Linked DNA regions of Homo sapiens: region 2 is linked to region 1. The links are chromatin contacts, found by Hi-C or POLR2A ChIA-PET in ENCODE. All regions are on one chromosome and are shown on one strand. Each heading gives the region's core, a stretch centred on a gene start or an enhancer-like site at or near the end of the contact. The rest is flanking DNA. Distances are from core to core; before and after follow the strand shown.

Evidence for each region. Hi-C counts contacts between places; a loop is a spot of excess contacts on that map. ChIA-PET counts read pairs that join two places held with the same protein, here RNA polymerase II (POLR2A). Pooled maps may share reads with other maps.
Region 2: a loop to region 1 is called in a pooled map, with 2.5 times the contacts of the local background. The contact joins the enhancer-like site here to the promoter of NEK3 in region 1. A Hi-C loop is called at or near these places in 6 of 50 pooled maps. POLR2A ChIA-PET finds 5 or more read pairs at or near these places in 5 of 52 experiments (A673, OCI-LY7, activated T-cell and 2 more).

What each region holds. Positions count from the first base shown.
Region 1 is chr13:52,154,385-52,160,966 of GRCh38, reverse strand. NEK3 (NIMA related kinase 3) reads left to right here and starts at 1,370. Exons shown (of 16, transcript NM_002498.3): 1 at 1,370-1,424; 2 at 4,719-4,892. The coding sequence starts at 4,776. LOC124903176 (a long non-coding RNA gene) reads right to left here. Exons shown (of 2, transcript XR_007063806.1): 1 at 6,169-6,582; 2 at 3,621-6,105. RefSeq lists silencers at 1,434-1,493, 1,574-1,683.
Region 2 is chr13:51,825,297-51,830,983 of GRCh38, reverse strand. TMEM272 (transmembrane protein 272) reads left to right here. Exons shown (of 5, transcript NM_001351003.2): 3 at 4,359-4,418. Among named protein-coding and RNA genes, the nearest start is that of TMEM272, 17 kb to the left of the region's middle. Within about 2 kb of position 4,306, at least 14 of the 41 ENCODE cell types and tissues checked have a DNase peak (open chromatin) inside an H3K27ac peak, as active enhancers do; they include OCI-LY7, where a contact is called at or near this core.

The sequences.
Region 1 (6,582 bases), core at 121-2,620:
GACACGTTATAATGAACACGTTCAGCGCTTACAAGTAAAGGGTAACCAGATGTTGTTCACAGTAATCCTATGAGGTAGGTTCTATACTTTTATACAGAGGGATTTAGTTACTCTGCTGTATTAGTTTCCTAAGGCTTCTGTAACAAACTGTGACAACCTAAGTGGCTAAAACGACACGAATTTATTACCTTACAGTTCTGAAGTTCAGAAATACAGCTCACTGGGTTAAAATCAAGGCGTCAGTGTGCATGGTGGTTTTCCTGTAGTCCCAGCCACTCAGGAGGCTGAGGTGGGCGGATCGCTTGAGCCCGGGAGCTCAAAACCAGTCTTGGCAACATAGCAAGACCCTGTTTCAAAAAACAAAAAAATCAAGGGGTCAGCTGGACTGTTACTTCTGGAAGCTCTGGGGAACAATTTGGTTTTTGTTTTTTGTTTTTCCCTCCTTTTCTAGCTTCTCCTCCTTTTCCACCTCCCACCTCCTCCTTTATATATATATATATATATATATATATATTTTTTTTTTTTTTTGGAGACAGGTTCTTGCTCTGTCACCAAAGCTGGACTGCAGTGGTGGGATCATGAGCCCTCTCCAGCTCTAGTGATCCTCCTGCCCCAATCCCCCGAGCAGCTGGGACCACAGTGCCCGTCGCTATGTCTAGTTAATTTTTCGTAGAGACGAGTGTCTCACTATGTTGCCCAGGCTGATCTCGAACTCCTGGGCTAAAGTGTTCCTCTCCTGCCTCTGCCTTCCAAAGCACTGGGATTGCAAACATGAGACACTGTGCCTGCTCCTCTTCCAGCTTCTTGAGGCCAGCTGCATTCCTTGGCTGTTGCCCCTTCCTCCACCTTCAAATAGCTTTCTCATACTGACCTTCTTTTTGGGCCCCTTCCACTTTAGAGAACCCTTGTAATTACTTTGTAATTACCCAAGCACACACTCCAAGATCGTCACCTTATTTTAAAGTCCGCTGATAAGCAACCTTAATTCCATCTGCAATCTTAACCCCCTCTGCCAAGCAAGAGAACAAACGCACAGGTTCCAGGGAGTAGGATGTGGACATCCTGAGGCGGAAGCATTATCCCGCCTTCCACAATTGCCCAAGGTCACATAGCTAGTAAGTTCTAGCTAGCACTGAGTGCTGTGCCCGTGAAATTTATCTACATAGGCTTTCACTTAACCTGCAGACAGAACTCAGTTAGTCGGGGACAATTTCCCTCAATGTTAACAGCACTGTTCCACCGCAACGTGGAACAACAGCTTTAAAACGTGCTCTTCGTAGGCCCGGCTACTCCAAGAACAGTGCCTCCCGCCAGACCCAGGCGGCTTCCTTCACCCGCAACCCGAGAGACGACCCGCCGGGCCCGCCCCGCGGAAGCCGCCGGTTGCCAGGCCAAGGAGTGGACTAGGGTCGCCGGGGAAGCGGGTGAGTGGTCCCCGCCCTGGCGGGCTGCCTCTAGAACGAGGAGGGCGGCGCGTGGTCGCGGCGCGGAGCCGAGTGGGAGCGAGGGGTAGACGCGCCCCGGACGCGCGGCCGCGCCCCTCACTTCCGCCCCGCGGTCTGGACCACTCGCCGCAAACCCGCAAGTCCCTCGCCGCCTTGGGGTCTGGGCGCGCGGTGCCGTGGGGGTCAGCAGGGCGGAGCGGCTTTTCCAGGAGAAAGGGCCCTCACGGGTGAGCGGGGCGACTGGGCTCCCCCGCGGTGCAGTTGCCCCGCGGGCGCCGGCCCCGGCTCAACGGATTCTTCTCGCTCGCTGCCCGGAAAGAACCAGTGAGAACCGCTGTTGCAGCAAAAAAAGAAGTTAATAAGCGCAGGGCTGGCCAAACCAGAACAGGGTCTCAGACCTGTCTCCCCGAGAATTCGGGGGCGAGGGTTTTAAAGGGCATTTTGGCTTCGGGGGGCTGGGGAACTGAAACAGTTGACCGGCTGGGGATGAAATCACAAGAGCTTCTGAAACTCGGGGCGGCTTCGTTGGTTCCCAGGAAGGGGTGGGGTCAGTTTCCCTTGTCTTGAAGTTTACACGAAATCCCTCTCCCAGTTATCCTAGCCTCTGTGCTAGAATAAGAAAACGACAACACGGTGAAAACTTAGCCCGTGAGGTTAGAAGCAAGATGGAGTCAGTCATGTTAGATTTCTCGCATTACTTATACATCTGTAAAGGTGGTTTCAGGGACCTTTCTGAACTTAGCCCGTATCTCACTGGTGATCCCACTTCTGGGTATTTGCAAATCACTTTATTAGGTTTTTAAAAGTATTGTTGCAGGCATGCGAAGGGGCCGATATACTTTTGCCATGTCCAGAGTGTATTCAGGTCTTGTAATGATCATATGGGTGTAATATTGAGTAACAGGCAAATGTGGGCAGAAAATATCAAATGTGGTTTTCAGCTAAGAAGTCTGGTTGCTCTTAATTTTCAGTTACTCTCCATTGCATAGAATAAAGCCCCGAAGAAACGAAGAATAAGATCATGGGGAAACTTGGCTTCCATGTTAAACCGTGTAATACCAGGTGTTAGAATAGTAGTAAAGGACTTGTTTCTTTCACATCTATATACACTCAAAAGACCTCATCGATCTTGGAAAAACATTGTTTCGAAGACAATGTGTATGACTGATTTGGTTATATGAAGAAATTATTTCTAGGATTTCCTGGTAATTCTGTGATAAACAGTAATACAAACTGGAATTTTTACAGGTCACTATAGTAGAGGTTTTAGTTTGATTTTTGCTTTGCCTGTCATGCTCTCTCTGCCTTATAATTCTTTGTGGTGTAATTAAAAAACGAACACTAGGGCCGGACGGGGTGGCTCACGCCTGTAATCCCAGCACTTTGGGAGGCCGAGGCGGGCGGATCATCTGAGGTCGGGAGTTCGAGCCCAGCCTGACCAACATGGAGAAACCGCGTCTCTACTAAAAATACAAAATTAGCCGGGCGTGGTGGCGCATGCCTGTAATCCCAGCTACTCGGGAGGCTGAGGCAGGAGAATCACTTGAACCTGGGAGGTGGAGGTTGCGGTGAGCCGAGATCGCACCATTGCACTCCAGCCTGGGCAACAGGAGCGAGACTCCGTCTCAAAATAAAAAACAAACACTGTAAGCTTTTTGAAAAATCAAGTAAATTCATTACAGTGTTTTTCCTGCAATGAAAAAGAATGCATCACTTCCCTAAGGTTTTAATAATCATAATAGCTGCCAGTTATTCAGGACCTTGTATGTACCAGGCAAAGTGTTAGGAACGTTTTATCCATTTTCTCTTATGTGCTAAGCAGTCCCGCTAGCTGCTTCATCCTGGAAATATAGATGGGAGACTGAAGTCAAGGACTCCAACTGTGTGTTTAACATCTCTCTTGACTCCCAGGAACCTCCAGTTTGGCATGTCCAAAATGAAACACATGTCTGTCTTCTATCAATATGTTTTGCCCAACCCCTGCAACACTCCCACTTCCAGAAAAATCACACAAACAAAAAACCACACACACAACCATTGTGCCTTTCCTCTCTCAGGGAGTGCCAAGAAACCATCTGGTTCATGCCAGAAACTTGGGAGTCAACCTTGCCCCCTTCTCTGCTTGCCCCCCATAAATCTGCCACCACAAATCCTGTCAACTGTTCTTACATCTTTCCTTCCCATTTTTTCTGACCCCATTGCCTCCACTCTATTCCATTTCATTATTTTCCTGCCTTTTCTATTGTTGGAGCCTCCTAACTGGCCTGTGTCTCTGAGCTGGCCTTCCTGCCCCTCCTCCACTGGTCCATTTAATCTGCAATCTGAGTGAATGTTTTTTCTAATATGCAAATATGATTATATTGCCTTCTTGGTTAAAATGCTTCAGCAGCTTGTTACATTCTTCTTTCAATTTCTTGAACTGAATGTAATTTCTTTAGCTCTTAAATATGCAATTTCCTCTTCCTTGATTACTCTTTTCCTCCTCTTTGTCTAGCCAAGTTTCATTCATCCTTCAGGCTTCAGCTTAAATAGCCTACATTTGTTGAGGTTTATGGTTATCTCTGCATGGGATGTCCACGTTGGCAGGGACTATGAGAGATTTTTCAGATTATAACATCTGACTCAGAGTTGGTGCTCAGTGTCTGCCTGTTGTATGTAGTATAGGGGAGGAAAAACATTTTTTCTCTGCCCTCTTAGGTTCAGTAGCTGGGCCCTGCAAAATAAACTGATGAAAGATAGATTAACAGGAAAAAAGGTTTATGCATAAATGTAAAGAAGTGGTTAGACCAGGGGGCTCATATGCCATTTTAACAAAGAGTGATAAATTATAGAGAAGTAACTAGACAAAAGTAGGGGAATGCTTCTTGGGTAAATTGTAGGAAGGTAAATATATGGCGGAAGCTAACATAAGATAAGGGTTATTCAGTAAAGTTTGTTATGTGGACTCAAGTTGGTGCCTTCCCCATTGGTAAGAGTTGCTCTCCTCTTCCTGGTACTGGAAAGGAAGACACATTTACAAATGGATATTTATTACCTGTACATAGGAAAATTTATGCCCTGCATTTATACAAAAAAGGGAGGGCAAAGAGCAAATTGGTTTCAGCTCAAAACAATTCTTACATGAAAGTGGCATATTTTGGGGTAGCATACACTGATCCTCTTCAAAAGGAATAATTTGCTTTTCTCTTATCATGGTTATGAGAGCTACTTTGAATTAATTTTTGCTTTTTGAAAGTACATTTAATTCTCAAATGTTTCTGCTTTTGAATGCAGTTTGGGAGAGCCCATGGTGACTGCGTGAGTGGAGCCCAGCTGTGTGGATGCCCCAGCATGGATGACTACATGGTCCTGAGAATGATTGGGGAGGGCTCCTTCGGCAGAGCTCTTTTGGTTCAGCATGAAAGCAGTAATCAGATGTTTGCCATGAAAGAAATAAGGCTTCCCAAGGTCACTACTAAAGAAATTAGCTCACTTTGAAAGTATACATGCAGTTTATATAAAAGAATAAGTTTTTGGCCAGGCACAGTGGCTCACACCTGTAATCCCAGCACTTTGGGAGGTGGAGGCGGGTAGATCACCTGAGGTCAGGAGTTTGAGACCGGCCTGAGGTCAGGAGTTTGAGGCCAGCCTGGCCAACATGGGGAAAACCCGTCTCTAGTAAAAATAATAAAAAAAAAATTAGGCAAGTGTGGTGGCCTGCACCTGTAGTCCCAGCTATTCAGGAGGCAGAGGCAGGAGAATCACCCTAACCTGGGAGGCAGAGGTTGCAGTAAGCTGAGATTGTGCCACTGCACTCCAGCCTTGGTGACAAAATAAGACTCTGTCTCAAAAAATAAATAATAAGTTTTTGAGTTTTAACATGGAATTTCTCCTTCATGCAAAAGATGTAATTGGTTTATTCGTTAGCTTTACAAGGGCTCGATACATTATATGTGGTTCTTAGGATATTGTAATTAACAATGGGAGAAAAACAGTAAAAGTTTTGGTGGTGATTACTGCTAATTTTATTTCAGCAAATAATTGGTAATAACTACCACTTTTGTATACCTAATGGTGCAGGAAATCTTTGCCAGAGCAACTCAGGTGCAATATTAATGAAAAAGGATCATAAAAATACAGTGAAGAATGAATGCTAACCTTTGGTACCAGTAAACCTACTCTGTGGATCAGTTTATAGGTTTTATTTCCTTGTAGACCATTACTATGTATCATAGTTGTCCTATGAAAGAATTCATTACATGAAGACTATGTCATAATATTTTGGATCAATTTTTTAAAAATACATTCTAATAAAGTTCTCAGAGTGCTAGGTATTTTTTTCCCACTGTATTCTTGACTTCGTTCAGTGATTTTCAAACTTGAGTGAGCATCATAATCATCTGGAGGGCTTGTTAAAACATGGACTGCTGTGCTCCACCCCCAGGCTTCCGATTGAGTAGGTCCAGGTGGGCTTGTGAATTTGCATTTTTAACAAGTTCCCAGTTGGTGCTGATGTTGCTGGTCTGAGAACCCTTGTGTTACTATACAATCAATGGCAATTTCTTTTCTTTCTTTTTTAAAATTTATAGATGGGGTCTTGCTCTATTGCCCAGGCTGGAGTGTAGTGGCACAATCGTAGCTCACTGCAGCTCAAACTCCTGGGCTCAAGCGATCTTCCCACCTCACCCTCCCCAGTGGCTGGGACTATACTACATCTATAGTCTACATCTATAGTCCCAGCCACTGGGGAGGGTAGCCACCACACCCAACTAACAATGGCAATTTCTTGATTGTAAGATGAATCATTCAGAATTTCATCCTCATAGAGTAAGTTAGGGATAAATGGTTTTGGAAACTTACTTTGCTTGCCATCTTTGTTCATCCTTGATGCAGTAATATACCAGCATACTCTTTTTTTATCTGGACCAGTGGACTCCTCTAAGTGATGCAGACAGTCAAAACATGAAATCCCTCACTCCCTTTTTTTTTTCTTTTAGGATAAAACATTTCTTTTTCTTTTTTTCTACATCACAAGTCATCAAGCAAAAGATACATTATTTTTGATGGTAAACTGGCTCTCTAAGTCAGGTGATACTTAGGCTGATATTAAAACTATTTACATTCTGTATGTGTAAGGAATGAAAAAAGAAAATAAAAA
Region 2 (5,687 bases), core at 3,057-5,556, 330 kb after region 1:
GACTTTAAGCAAGAGTGAGCCTCATTCGACCTCGAGCAAGAGTGAGCCTCATTAGACCTCGAGCAAGAGTGAGCCTCATTAGATCTCAAGCAAGAGTGAGCCTCTTTAGACCTAGAGTGGTGATCCAGAGAAGCGGACTCACTGGATGAAGCCAGGGCACAGCCTGAGAACAGGGCCAGGGAGTAAGGCCGCATCCACTTGGGAGTTAAGGTGTAGAACAGTCTCATCTCTGCTCAGACACCATGAGAACCACAGTGTATACCTCACCTGTTGTTTTCTCGATTCTTCATTTGATTCCGAAGTGGGGGCTGAAATAAAGGGGAAGCCTGGGTCTCCTTCCATCAGGAATGGAAAATAATAATAGTAATGATAATGGCCAGCATTTATCGGTGTTTATTATGTGCCAGACCCTGCGTTTAGTGCCCTACACAGATTATGCAGATTATGACATTTGATGATTTTGACAAGTCTGTTAGGAAAGTCTTGTAATCGTGCCCATGTTTGCAATGAGGACATTGAAACCTCAGAGGTTAAGAGTCCTGCAGTCCATGCTGCAGGTAATGAGGAGCGGAGTGGGCTGTGACTCAGGTGGCTTGGTTGCATGGCTGCAGGTGGTGAGTCTTTACAGCCTCCTCCAGGTAGTCATTAAGAATGTTCTGGCCCTGGCCATCTCTCTCAGCCCTGCTGGGAGGTAGTGAAGAGGAGGTAACATTTTACCTCTCCACTCTTAGGGCTTTTCAGCTGGGCCTGAGAATTAAACTCACATAAGACAGATTAACAGGAGAAAAGCACACTAATTTAGTGCAAGTTTTACATGACACAAGAGCCTTCATAAGAAGTGGAAACCCAAAGAAATAGCAAAACCCAAATGCTTTTGTACGTGGCTGAACAAAGAGAGGTAATTGCAGAAAAGGAACCAAACTGTGTGGGGAGGCTAAGGGAAGATAAGAGTGATTTTGACAAGATCTGTTTGTACAGAATTCTCTTGGTCTCAATGTCCCATCCTTGATGATAAGAATGGTGCTTTCCTTTGGTATAGGGAGGACATCCTCTATGTGGGGCTTTTGTTTCCCACTTTTAAGAAGGAAAAGGGGAGGGTCAGAGTACCCTTCTTCCATCTGCTATTTTTTAAGTGCCTTTAGCTCCAAATAACCCTTATGCCACAGCTGCAGAGTTTGGGGTGGCATATTCTGCCACCCTTCAGTAGGAAGCTTGGGTGGCAGGTGCCTCCTTGGGGACTGCTCCATTTCTTTGTGTCACTCACTGCCTGGATTATATATGTGGCCAGGTGGCACCATCTGCCTCAAGCTTGCAGCACAGGGAAGGATTTTTCAGGATGCCGATCACTTTTTTTCATCCTTGTAACAAGCTCCAAGGTCAAAAATGCAGAATAGGATTCATCGACCCCTTGAATTTCTATCCTTTGCCAGCAAGAAATTTCTTCCTTGACCGCCACTCTAAGTTGAGAATTAAAACAAATGTGGCTAGATTAACTGAAATTCTCTCTAATTCACCACACCTGCCAGCAGCACTGTGTCACTCATGACCAGCAGGGCCCCGGAGCAAAACAAAAATGCAAAGCACCTTGTTCAAAAAGCAGGAAAGAAGCACTGTTCAAGGGACTAAAATATAAAAAGCTTTTTCCTTTCTTCTGCAGTCTCTCTTTTGGCCTTTTTATTTGCTGTTTAATATCATTTTTAAGTAGGGGAAATCAAAATGTGTAATTATTAGTATATATTTTACCGTTCATCTTAATATTGCATAATGTCAGTTTTAAATGCAACTCTAAGAGCATTTAACTCATATGTTGAGTCACTGAAATGACACAACTTGTGTTTAATAGCTCTCATACACATTTTGTTTTTATCGGAACATTGGAAACATTGTACAAAACTAACAAGTCTTCATTTTGCTTCTTGATATGGGTGTATTCTACCCACATTCTCCACCTTCTGCTCACAGATAGGTGAGGAAGTTGTGAGAGGACAAGGTATACTAATTTAGGGGTCAGAAAGGGGTTGGTGGAGTTCCTTCGTTGTTCCTGTTTCTTAGAACATCATTGCCTTCTGTCTGCATCTGAAGCAAGTTCTGGTTCAAATGGAAGTAAATCTTTTCAGGACTGTCAGCCCCCTGCTTACTCAGTTGAAGACACAACACGCTTTCCTCATATTGGCCCTGAGTCTTGCGGAGTAAATGTGAATATTGGCGGTAAAGGGCAGCAGACATGAGCATTTCACAGGCTCCCTCTGCTCACACATATTCCTCACTGTCCTGTCCAACTTCACTTACAATACACGATTTCGAGAGAAATTTATTTAGAATTTCAAGATGGCAACAGAAGAGCGTCAAACCAGATGCTTGGGGCCGTTAAGTTGCACGCCTTTGAAGCTGGCTCTGGTGATAGCATTATATACAACTCAGGGGTGGTCTGAGGGGAGGAGTGGAAATTGGGGCAAATCACTCTGCATGCCTGCCCCCATCAACATTTCCTGGAGGTGAAGGTCAAGGTGGGCATGGAGGGCAACTTCTCGGGTCTCTTTGAGAGAGGGGCAGCACCCTGCCCTGTGCACCCTACCCGCTGTGGGTAGCAAGATCAGAGCTGGCGTTTGGTGGTGTGCACGTGAGGCTCCCAGCCAGAGGCACTTGCAGCCTTAGAGCTCTTCTCTAGAGAAGACAGATTCCCAGATAAATCCTAGATCTTTGACAATTCAAAACCACAAAGGACCTTGCAGATTAAGCCAGGTACAGTGGGCTCTGTATAAATACAGAAAGCCCAACTCAAGCTGGCTAAAGTAATAAAGGGGATTTATTGGCTCCTATAAATGGCAAGTCCAGAAGTAGTTTAGCATCAAGGGTGGTGTGATTCCATGGGTGATGAATGTCTCTGAGGACCCAGTTTCTTTTTACCTCTTCTCTTGCCTCTCAGGGCGTTGTTCTCATTCGCAGGCTGGCTTCCCCTCATGATGGCAAGAAGGCTGCCAGCCACCCCCAGAGTAATTCAATTCCTCACCAGTGGCCAGGGAGGGAGAAACCTTGTTTCTGGAAGTTCTGTCAGCAGAGCGAGAAAGCTTTTTCCTGACTCTCAGTAAATCTCCCAATATAAGTCATGAGCCCATCCACTAATAACGTATCTGGTAAGTGGGGCTCTGCTGGTTAATTGAGGGTGAAACTTCATGCCCTTTTCTATGGCCAGGGTGGGATCAGCTTCTGCCAGAGCACATAAACGGCACAGCAGAATGGGGAGGTAGGGAGGTGGGGGTACCCGAAAATAATTAAGGTGATGACCTAGAGAGGAAGGAGTAGATGCTACAGAAGCTACCATGAGGTTCACTCAGAGATCCTCTGCTCTCAGCATGACAACAGGACTCAGCAGAAAGCACAGATGTGTGATGCTGTCAAGACTCTGACAGTGGGAACTGGGGGGCAGGCCTACCCAAGAGGCATTCAAATTCACACTTTCAAAAAAAAATGCTGGCCAAGCAAAACCTATATCTGCAGATATATCTGCCGATCTGGAGAACAGATGAGGAAACCAAGAAGCAAAGCAGGGAAGTAATTGCCTAATCACAAAAGTTGCCATACCCTGAGGTCCTTGTGCATACATCTGTCACCACCTTTTACAGAAGAGGAAAACGGCTTCCGGATGTCAACGAATTTGCCCAAAGCCACATGGCCAGTGAGTGACAGGGCCAGGATTTGGACCCAAGCCTGTGTAGCCCCCATTCCTCTGTTCTTTCCCAATGTCTAAAAGTTGGATTGGTGGCATTAACAGAAAGAAAAACCCCAAGCCAGTTCAAAGCTCTATTATACTGTGTGTCAGCAAGAAGTTTTAGGAGCCCATCTAATGTCATGGGCTGTGGAATATATAACCAAGTGAATGGAAAGGGAAGAAGATTTTGTGAAGCAAATACTTTCAGTGATAAAGTGAGTTGTCAGTGAATTTTATCCAGGGAAGAGAAGAACCATCTGCCCTGAGTACAGGCACCCAGGAAGCACAGGGTGAATCCTGCCTGGCTCAGTGGATGCCGGCAGCTTCTGGCATCCTGGCACGGGCACAGTGGCAGTTTATAAACTCCTTTTCCATAAGCTGTCAGACTTGGAGAGGTCCTGCAGGATATCTGGGCCTTGGCATCGGCAAAGTGATCACGAGAGATGTTCAGCTCTCTGAGAAGTGCAAGTCTTGGCTTGCATCCACTGTGTGGGAGCCCCAGGCGAGCTGCGACCTTCTCCTCCTGTCTGCTGACTTGCCACTGGAGAGAAAGTCAGGTTTCACAGGATGCTTAAGAAACTGCAGTGAAGAGGAAATGCAGGGGTCTGTGTGTTTCTAACCCAGTGCCTGCCCCTTCTTCTCCTTGCAGCCTGCTTCGTTGTTGTGCTCTGTGCTTTCCTGGCTCTGCCGCTGTCCATGACCTTCATAGGTAAGCTGCCTTCCGAGCTGCTGGACGCCACAGGTCAGCCAGGTTGGGGCATGGACCCAAGGCATGTAATCTTTAAACATTAAATATGTGTTTAAGAAGAACTGGCCAGCCCGATGATTCCCAGACACCTATGTGCCATCTCAGAATGACTTGGTGAAGATTTAAAAAATACACATTCCTGGGCCCCGCCCTGGGAGATATCAGTGCAGTATATCTGGGTGGGGACAGACACTCTCTTTTAGAAATCTGTCCCCAGATGATTCTGATCCCTCCAGCCCAAGTTTGGAAGTGACTGGGCTAGAGGTTTCCCAAAGTCCCTTCCCAGTTCCTATGTTCCCTTGTGGAAGCAGGTTGCAAGCAATACAAAAAATGCACCTGGCGTTAGGTGATGTATGGGCACTCTATACATTTTTTTTTTTTTTTTTTTGCTGAATGAATGAGTAAATATTTCCATAAATCACGTATATTAAACAACCTCATAATCCAGAAGTGTGAGGTCTAGCGAAGGTCAGGGGAGGGGCAGGATGGGGGAAGCTCCTTAAGTAGCTAAAAATTGTTATCACGTGTCAGTGAAATTAATCTCATGCTCCTGAACATTGCTAATGGGAGCCCTGTGTACAGGACCTAGCTACCCCTATTTACCTAGAAGCCCAGCATGGCTGGGCATGGTGGCTCACGCCTGTAATCCCAGCAGTTAGTGGGGCTGAGGCGGGCCGATTGCTTGAGCCCAGGAGTTTGAGACTAGCCTGGGCAACATAGTGAGACCTTGTCTCTACCAAAAAATGCAAGTCTTGACTTAAAAATTAGCTGGGTGTGGTTGCGTGTGCCTGTAGTCCCAGCTACTCGGGGGACTGAGGTGGGATGATCGTGCCACTATACCTCCAGCCTGGGCAACAGGACTGAGACCCTGTCTCCAAAAAAAAAAAAAAACACAAAAACAAAAAAGAAGCAGCTCAGCAGGCCCAGTGTTCTAGGTCCAAGCTCACAGCATATTGGAGCAGAAAGTAAAAGAGCATAGGAGTTGTTGCAAAACAGCAACAACGAAACACCCAGTACCCTAATTGCTTAATGGGTAGGAGCCTTCCTTTTGAGGTGATGAAAATGTTTTCGAACTAGATGGAGGTGGTAGTTGCACAACACTGTGAATCCACTAAATGCCACTGAATTATTCACTTTAGAATGGTTTCTTTTGTTATGTAAGTTTCACCCTGCCACCCCTGCTAAAGCCACAATACTAAAAATGGAAACAAAAACAGTATCCTTAGATCT